2 separate regions of the Homo sapiens genome follow, and region 1 is linked to region 2. The links are chromatin loops, found by intact Hi-C in ENCODE. Cell type or tissue: heart left ventricle. All regions are shown on one strand.

Region 1 (5,000 bases), 82 kb before region 2:
GGCATGAGCCACTGTGCCTGGCCAACATTCATCTTTTATCTCCCATTTTCTTAACATTTTATTTTCTAGGAGATATTCTCAACTTATTTTCCAACTCTTTTATTGAAGTTTTAATTTTTGCTATTTTTATTTCCAAAGTTCTTTTTCTCAAGCTTTATTTTTTTTTAATAGCATCTTGTTTTTGTTACAGGACAGAATGTCATTTATTATCTAAGGATATTAGTTATTATTTTTTAACATTTTCTTTGATACCTTGTTTTCTCTAGGTTGCTTTTCTTCCCTGTTTGGTTTTGGTCTTTGTCTTTCATGTTTAAGAGTGGGGAGCTAGAAAGTTGATTGAAAACTGAGAGAGTGGGTGGGCCCTGTTGACTGCTAACTTCATTGTAAGGTTTGCCTGGCTTGACCACTTGCTGGGACCTCCTGGTGTCTCTCTTGTACTTTAGGGAATATAACCAGCTAAGTCTCATAGAGGGTAAAGCCTGGCTTGCCTGCATAAGAAATGCCGATTAGGGCAAGAGGGCTGGAGACAAGCTGTTTGCTCTGCTCTGTTTTGAAACCATGCCTTCAAAACCCATCCAGTCACCAGCCTATACAGCCCATCTCTTTTAGCCTCACTGGAAGATGTATTTAACCAGTCCCCTGTTGATGACATGGAGTGGTTTCTAACTTTTCCACTATTACAAATAATGTAATCTTTATAAGCATGGTTTCAAAATAATCTTGTATAAGATGACAGCAAAAGTGAGGGGAAAAATAAACATTGAAATAAAAATCTTGTGTAAATGTTTTTGCAGGATAGATTTCTAGAAATAGAGTTGCCTAGACAAAGTAAATGGTATATATGAATTTTGAAGTTTATTTGATATTGCCAAATTGCTGATCTCCACCTGTAATGTATGAAAGGTTGTATGCATTTATATTCATTTTAGCAGTCTACAGGAGTGCTATTTCCTGCCCATGCCAGCATTGTTTCTTGTCTTTTTTTATTTTTGCTAATTCAATGGGCATGAAAAATATCACTTGTGTTTGAATGATTTTTATTTATTTGATTATTAGTAAGAATGACATACTTCTGGGAATTGCTATTTGTAATATTTGCTCATTTTGACATAAATGCTTGAAATTTGGTTGTAATTTTCTATATTTGGTTTGGGGCTTGATAAGAAAATGTGACAGAAAAAATAAATTTGTTTACATATAGCCACTTCAGGGCATTTATCTATAATGAGTTTCTATTCAGAATGATTCTTTGCACAGTTTTGAATGTGTTAGTTTACATGTTAGTCTTACACTATTCCTATATGAATGGTCATATAGGAAATAAAGTCATACTTTGACTTTATCTCTAATTTTGTTTTTTCCTTTTATGTCTAATTTTTAATGTAATAACTATTTGCATAATACTATGTATTTGACAGAATGCTTTCACATACATAATCTTACAACAAACAGCTTATGCGGTTGGTTGTATTCTGCAGATGAGGAAACTAAGGCCTTAAGAAGTTAAGAGACTTGCCCAAGTGTCTCCTGTACTGCTTCAATAATAATAGGAAGGGCAAGGGGTCTCAGGCTCAAGTTCTCACCCTGCAACGGATTTATTCAGTTGTTGTGTCTGTCTTATCAGCTGCAAAATGAGGATTCTTTCCCCTTTCTGTATTAGCAGGTGATATCTAAAAGCTAATTATGTTCTTAAATAATAGCAATGTTATTATTTTCTTAATTTAGAAATGAACACAGAAGCGGAGCAACAGCTTCTCCATCACGCCAGAAATGGCAATGCTGAAGAAGTAAGACAACTATTAGAGACCATGGCGAGGAATGAAGTGATTGCTGACATTAATTGCAAAGGTAAACTTTGAATGGATTTTGTAGCTTTCTCTTATGAGTCTGCACTACTCTTAGCATTTATTTAATGCTAACCTTTCTTATCTATCATGTAATTAATCTCTATCTCTCATGCTAGGAAGAACCCCACAGATTGGAGGAAATGTCTCTCCTAGCCCCCTCTGAGTCAGAGAAAGTGACATAAGAATTTTAAATTCTTAAAATTGTTATGGATCCCAAATATTACAAGCCACAAGGGTGGCTCTAGCCCACAGGATACATCCTATTGAGAGGTGACAGCGTGCTGGCAGTCCTCACAGACCTCGCTCGCTTTCGGGCCTCCTCTGCCTGGGCTCCCACTTTGGCGGCACTTGAGGAGCCCTTCAGCCCATCGCTGCACTGTGGGAGCCCCTTTCTGTGCTGGCCAAGGCTGGAGCCGGCTCCCTCGGCTTGCAGGGAGGTGTGGAAGGAGAGGCGCTAGCGGGAACCAGGGCTGCGCGCGGCGTTTGCGGGCCGGCTGGAGTTCCGTGTGGGCGTGGGCGTGGGCTTGGTGGGCCCCGCACTGGGAGCAGCCGGCCGGCCCTGTCGGCCCCTGGCAATGAGGAGCTTAGCACCCGGGCCAGCGGCTGCGGAGGGTGTACTGGGTCCCCCAGCAGTGCCAGCCCACCGGCGCTGCGCTGGATCTCTCACCGGGCCTTAGCTGCCTTCCTGCGGGGCAGGGCTCAGGACCTGCAGTCGGCCATGCTTCAGCCTCCCACCCCCTCCATGGGCTCCTGTGCGGCCCAAGCCTCCTCGATGAGCACTGCCCCCTGCTCCACAGCGCCCAGTCCCATCCACCACCCAAGGGCTGAGGAGTGCGGGCGCATGGTGCAGGACTGGCAGGCAGCTCCACCTGCAGCCCCAGTGCGGGATCCACTGGGTGAAGCCAGCTGGGCTCCTGAGTCTGGTGGGGAGGTGGAGAACCTTTATGTCTAGCCCAGGGATTGTAAATACACCAATCGGCACTCTGTATCTAGCTCAAGGTTTATAAACACACCAATCAGCACCCTGCGTCTAGTTCAGGGTTTGTGAATGCACCAATCAATACTCTGTATCTAGCTACTCTGGTGGGGCCTTGGAGAACCTTTGTGTCCACACTCTGTATCTAGCTAACCTGGTGAGGATGTGGAGAACCTTTGTGTCTAACTCAGGGATTGTAAAGGTACCAATCAGCACCCTGTCAAAACAGACCACTCGGCTCTACCAGTCAGCAGGATGTGGGTGGGGCCAGACAAGAGAATAACAGCAGGCTGCCGGAGCCAGCAGTGGCAACTCGCTGGAGTCCCCTTCCACACTGTGGAAGCTTTGTTCTTTTGCTCTTCGCAATAAATCTTGCTACTGCTCACTCTTTGGGTCCACACTGCTTTTATGAGCTGTAACACTCACTGCGAAGGTCTGCAGCTTCACTCCTGAAGCCAGGGAGACCACGAGCCCACCGGGAGGAACAAACAACTCCAGACGCGCCGCCTTAAGAGCTGTAACACTCACCGCGAGGGTCCGCGGCTTCATTCTTGAAGTCAGTGAGACCAAGAACCCACCAATTCCAGATACACTATGATAATTTTTTTTTCTTCTTGAAGACATTGCAGTTGACCCAGCAGGTCTGAGTGTTTACTGTGTGTCTTGGAGATAATGATGAAGAGACACATGGGATCCCTGCCCTTATTGAGCTTAGTCTAGTAGATTAACAGATCAGACTAGTCTGCATTACAAAATAGGTACCAGGATCTGGAAGTGCAGGTGTCATGGGAGAGGTGTGAAACTGGAACTTGAAGGATTTGCTTCTTGGAGGAGACGATTCTAAGATGAAATGTGAAAGAGTAGGAGTTAACCAGGTGACGATAGAGAAGAAAAAATGGTTCAAGGAAGAAGAAACAACATAGCAGCCAAGTCATAATATGCCATGTGTAGCAAAGTGGCCAATACATCACAACCTTGCATCAAATGTGCAGAGAAATAAAACGTGTTCTCAAAATGGCTCTGGTATTGTAATAAACCTCTTCATGTTCTGGGAGGTATGGGGAGAGTAAACGTTAGTCTTTGGGTACTTCTGTCTTTTTTTTTTTTTTTTTTTTTTTTTTTTGAGACAGGGTTTTGTTCTGTTGCCCAGGCTGGAGTGCAGTGGCATGCTCACAGTTCATGGCAGCCTCAGACTTCTGGGCTCAAGCCTTTGTCCCACCTCAGCCTCCAGAGTAGTTGGGACTACAAGCACATGCCACCACGCCTGGCTAATTTTTGTATTTCTTGTAGAAACGGGATCTTGCTGTGTTCCCCAGGCTGGTCTTGAACTCCTGGTCTCAAGCGATCCTCTCATCTCAGCCTCCCAAAGTGTTGGGATTACAGGTGTGATCCATTGCATCTAGCCATACTTTTTTTAGTAGCCTTTTTGATAAAGTCTTGATCTCCCTTCCCCTGTGTTTCCTCTAGCTTGGTGTTTGAGTGTAGAGGTGAGACTTGCTGTGTGTTCGTGTGGTGGAGAGGCAGGTTTTCCTCGAATCTATGACTTGGCTTTGGGTCCTCAGCCACCCTTGTCTTCCTGGTGCTCCTTAAGCATTGGAAGCTGACGTGAAACTCAGGTAGAAAGTCAAACTCAGGTCTCTCAGTGTGTCGTGTGGCATAGGTAAGGCTCCTTGGCTGTATCAGGAGACTCTCATGTTGGCTTGTGTTACCCTCTGTCACATCTTCATCTGGCACCTGGCCTAGGCTTGCTGGTTCAATGCAGACACACTCCTGTTCCCTTCTTGGGAGAGTGGCATGTGGGAGCCAATGACATGGGGGAACCTAGAGCAGCTCTGGTTAGCCAAAATGCAGCCTTCCCTCAGGACACCTTACTGAGTCTGCTTTGATGTGGCATCTGGCAGGGGAGTGCTAAGATGGGCGATCTAGGGGGGGTCTTTTCCTGCATCCCGGAAGCAGCTTGCCTGTTCTCTATGTCTCCTCAATGTATCCCACTTTCCGAGTTTAAGATCCAGAGCCACGTGTCTCAGCTTTTGTCTTTTTTTCTTCCACAGTTCCTCAGTCCCAGAAAGGGCTGGCTTCAGGTGGATATTTTATTCTTTTTGCTACTTCCTCCTCCTGTACCAGGGCAGCAAACCTCATGACCTCACCCTCAGTGGGGAAGAAATAGCATCTTTGCA
Region 2 (5,000 bases):
ATTCCAAAAGAAAGAGAAAGAAGGAATCCTCCCTAAATCATTTTATGAAGCCAGTATCACCCTAATACCAAAACCAGAGAAGGACACAACGAACAAGGAAAACTACAGACCAATATCCCTGATGAACATAGGTGCAAAAATCCTCAAAAAAATACTAGCTAATTGAATCCAACAGCATATCAGAAAGATAATACACCATGATCAGGTGGGTTTTGTTCCAGGGATGCAGGGATGCTTTAATATATGCAAGTCAATAAATATGATATATCACAAACAATTAAAAGTAAAAACCATGTGATCATCTCAGTAGATGCAGAAAAAGCATTTGATAAAATCCAGCATCCCTTTATGTTAAAAACTCTTAATAAACTAGGCATAGAAGGGACTTACCTCAAAATAATAAAAGCCATATATGACAAACCCATAGCCAACATCATACTGAATAGGGAAAAATTGAAAGCATTCCCTCTAAGAACTGAAATAAGAAAAGGATGCCCACTTTTACCACTTCCTATTCAACGTAGTACTGGAAGTCCTAGCCAGAGCAGTCAGTTAAGAGAAAGAAATAAAGGGCATCTATGTGGAAAAGAGGAAGTCAAACTAGTGTTGTTTGCCAGTGATATGATCACGCACCTAGAAAATCCTAAAGACTCATCCAAAAGACTCCTAGATCTCATAAACAAATTCAATAAAGTCTCAGGTTACAAAATCAATGTATACAAATCAGTAGCACAGCTGTACAGCAACAGCGACCAAGCTGAGAATCAAATCAAGAAGTCAATCCCTTTTACAACAGTTGCAAAAAAATAAAATATGTAGGAATGTGCTTAGCCAAGGAGGTGAAAGCTCTCTACAAGGAAAACTACAAAACACTGCTGAAAGAAATCATAGATGACACAAATAAATGGAAACATATCTCATGCTCATGGATGGGAAGAATCAATATTGTGAAAATGACCATACTGCCCAAAGCAATTTACAGATGCAATGCAATTCCCATCAAAATACCATCACAATTTTTCACAGAACTAGAAAAAAAATCTTAAAACTCATATGGAATCCCATAAGAACCTGAATAGCCAAAGTAATACTAAGAAAAAAGAACAAATCTGGAGGTATCACATTATTGGACTTTAAATTATACTGCAGAGCTCTAGTTACCAAAAACATCATGGTTACTGTTATGGAGAAAAAAAAAAAGGCTCTTAGACCAGTGAAACAGAATAGAGAACCCAGAAATAAAACCAAATATTATACAGCCAACTGATCTTTGACAAAGCATACAAAAACATAAATTGGGGAAAGGACGGCCTATTCAATTTATATATTTGAAAAAAACATAAATTGGGGAAAGGACAGCCTATTCAGTTTATATAGCTTTTCCCCAAAATAGGCTATCCTTTCCCCAGTCTATGTGCTGGGATAATTGGCAAGCCACATGTATAAGAATGAAACTGGATCCCCATCTCTGCCTTATATAAAAATCAACTCAAGATGGATCAAAGACTTAATTCTAAGACCAGAAAGCCTAACAATTCTAGAAGATAATATTGGAAAAACTCTTCTGGACATTGGCCTAGGCAAAAATTCATGACTAAGACCCCAACAGCAAGTACAACAAAAATAAATAAATGGAACCTAATTAAACTAAAAAGCTTCTGCACAGAAAAAGAAATAATCAGCAGAATAAATAGACAACCAGAGAATGGGAGAAAATATGCAAACTATGCATCCAACAAAGGACTAGTATCTGAAATCTGCAAGGCACTCAAACAAATCAGCAAGAAAAATACAAATAATCCCATCAAAAAGTGGGCAAAAGACATGAATAGATGTTTCTCAAAAGAAGATATACAGTTGACCAACAAACATATAAAAAAATGCTCAACAGCACTAATCATCATGGAAATGGAAATCCAAACCACAAGGAGATACCATCTTACTCCTACAAGAATGGCCATAATGAAAAAGTCAGAAAACAATAGATGTTGGTGTGGATGTGGTGAAAAGGGAACACTTTCACACTGCTGGTGGGAATGTAAATTAGTACAACCTCTATGGAGAACAGTATGGAGATTCCCTAAAGAACTAAAAGTAGATCTACTATTTGATCCAACAGTCCCACTACTGGTATCTACCCAAAGGAAAAGAAGTCATTATATGAAAAAGACACATGCACATCCATGTTCACAGCAGCACAATTCACAATTGCAAAAGATGTGGGACCAACCTAAGTGCCCATCAACCAATGAATGGATAAATAACGTGGTATTTATACAACATGGAATACTACTCAGCCACAAAAAGGAATGAAATAATGTCTTCTGCAGCAACTTGGATGGAGCTGGAGGCCATTATTCTAAGTGAATGGAATACTTAGAAACTCAGGAATGGAAAAACCAAAAACCATTTGTTCTCATTTATAAGTGGGAGCTAAGCTTTGAGGATGCAGAGACTTAGAGTGATATGGTCTTTATGGACTGGGAAGGAAAGAGTCTGGGGGAGAAATTAAAATCTACATATTGGACCGGGCACAGTGGCTCACGCCTGTAATCCCAGCACTTTGGGAGGCTGAGTCGGGCGGATCACCTGAGGTCAGGAGTTCGAGACCAGCCTGGCCAACATGGTGAAACCTCGTCTCTACTAAAAAAATACAAAAATTAGCTGGGCCTGGTGGCGGGTACCTGTAATCCCCGCTACTCAGGAGGCTGAGACAGAAGAATCGCTTGAACCCAGGAGGAGGAGGTTGCAGTGAGCCGAGATCGCGCCACTGCACTCCAGCCTGGGCAACAGAGCAAGACTCCATCTCAATAACAACACCACCACCAAAAAAAAAAACAACCACATATTGGATGTAGTGTACACTGCTCAGGTGATGGGTGCACTAAAATCTTAGACTTCTTCACTAAGGAACTTATGCATGTAACCAAACACCACCTATTCCCCCAAAACTATTGAAATATAAAAGCAAAATAGTCGAACTCAAGAAAATAAAACTGAAAAAAAAAATCTGAGAGGAAAAGCACTTCTATTTAGCCTACTTAAAACTGTTTCCTCAAAATCTGGGCTTTGAGTAAACAAACTTACCACTTTCTCTGTTGCCACCTGGTCCAAGCCACCATTGCCTCCCACGTGGACATCTGAAAACCTACTTGCTGTCCCCAGATTTCACCCTTCCCCCTACAGCTTCTGCCCCAAATCCTCCCAAAATGTCAGTGGATTGAGGTCCTTTGCTGGAAACATCCAGTGGCTTCCAGATCTTCTCACTTGGAGTGAGAGACAGAGTCATTCTAATGACCTGCAGAGCCTTCCAGCCCCTTCCACCCCTCAGCCCCCCACCTCCCAGTTCCCTTTCTGGCTCCTCTCCAGCCTCATTGGCCTGGCCTACGCCTGCCAGTGGCCTTTCGTGTGCTGTTCCCTCTTCTGGAAGGCTTTTCTCCTGAGTGGCGTAGTCACTCCCTTCCTTCCCTAGGTCTTTCTTCAAAAGGTGCCTGCACACAGAGGATTTTCCTGGCCTCCTGCGCTGGTTTGCTCCTCCTCGTCTGCTCTGCCCTGCTTTGTGTACTGCAGCCTCAGCCCTGGGGCTTCTTGGCCCTCGGACTTGTGATTGGATTCAGCAAATGGGAGGCTCTGTCGGGAGACCTGCGGAGGGACGGGAGAGGAAGTCGTTTCAGGGCTTTACCTTCATTCTCTCCAGCCGGACTGTGGTTCCGCAGTGCTGCCGGGTTCCTCTGCCTGGCCACTGGCCTGATCTAGACTCCAGCTCTTGCTGGGCTTAGCAATACTGTCCTCTCCCCTTTCCCCCTCTGTGCCAGGATGGTAACTGTGTCCCGCACGCCAGTCTCTGTTACTTCAACCCTCCTCACCTTTGTGAGCAATCTCTTTTTCAAATTCTTCTCAGTTAACGTTTTAATTTTTTCTTTTCTTTTCTTTTTTTTTTTTTTTTTTTTTTTTGAGACGGGAGTCCCTCTCTGTCGCCTGGGCTAGAGGCAGTGGTGCGATCTTGGCTCACTGCAACCTCCGCCCCCAGGTTCAAGCGATACTCCTGCCTCAGCCTCCTGAGTAGCTGGGACCACAGGCGCGAGCCACCACACCCGGCTAATTTTTATATTTTTAGTAGAGACGGAGTTTCTCCCTTTTGGGCAGGCTGGCCTTGAACTCCTGACCTCAAGTGATCCACCCACTTCAGCCTCCCAAAGTGCTGGGATTACAGGCGTGAGCCACTGTGCCCAGACCTCAGTTACCTTTGAGCAGGCCAGCTCTTCCCTGCTGAGACCCTTAGCTGGTACCTCATCCTCTGTGAAGTTCACCTCCCCTCAGCACTTGTTACCCCTCTACCTTACTGCAGTTTCTCTTTTGTTACTTATCAGACTTCCTATGAGTGTGTGTAGTTGATTGTCTGCCTTTCCCACCGTGGTATAAACTTCAGGGCAGGGATTTTTACCTGTTTGCCGATTATCTTTGGTACCTCAACAGAACTTGGCATGTGATGGGGGTCTCTCTCTCCTCTCTCTCGCCGTCTCTCTTTCTCTCTGTGTGTGATGAATGAGTGAGTGAAATGAATGACCTACTTATCTAGCTTAAATTTATACCTTATATCTCTCAAACTCAGGGAGAAACAATAAATTTCTGTCAAGTTAGTAAATTTAACGAGTGTACAAGTCAAAGAGACCTTTTAGAGACATGAAATAGGGAAGAAACCATCAGAACTGTGGCATATTTTGCATTCTTTTGCCAAGAGGGTTTCCACAGTTAATGCCACTGATTTTTATATCCTACTCCTCTCCCCTGAATTCTGTTTTATTTTCTGAGGCAAATCTTTGAGTAATTCTTTCATTGGGGGTCTGTGAGTAGAAGAATTTCTACCTTATCTAAATCTTTATTTCACCCTCACTGGGTTATAGTTATCTTCCACTAGCATTTTGAAGATGCAATTGCAATTTATTCTGACTTCTGATATTTTCTTTTTTCTTTTTGAGACAGAGTTTTGCTGTTGCTCA

Evidence for each region. A loop is a pair of places that touch in the nucleus more often than their neighbours do. Peaks named below come from ENCODE experiments on the same cell type or tissue, not always from the same donor. Only the 100,000 strongest peaks of a DNase experiment are listed, where the experiment ranks them.
Region 1: a loop joins it to region 2, with 2.2 times the contacts of the local background. A loop is called at or near these places in 1 of 110 quality-filtered maps.

The regions. Positions count from the first base shown.
Region 1 is chr18:24,374,261-24,379,260 of GRCh38, reverse strand. OSBPL1A (oxysterol binding protein like 1A) reads left to right here. Exons shown (of 28, transcript NM_080597.4): 2 at 1,726-1,848. The coding sequence starts at 1,728. The region is part of intron 2 of LOC124904268 (a long non-coding RNA gene); the gene reads right to left. Among named protein-coding and RNA genes, the nearest start is that of OSBPL1A, 21 kb to the left of the region's middle. RefSeq lists a silencer at 322-616. In heart left ventricle, no CTCF peak of the experiment used is centred here; a DNase peak (open chromatin) is centred at 2,368.
Region 2 is chr18:24,292,059-24,297,058 of GRCh38, reverse strand. All of the region lies in intron 14 of OSBPL1A (oxysterol binding protein like 1A), which reads left to right. Among named protein-coding and RNA genes, the nearest start is that of MIR320C2, 27 kb to the left of the region's middle. In heart left ventricle, no CTCF peak of the experiment used is centred here; no DNase peak of the experiment used is centred here.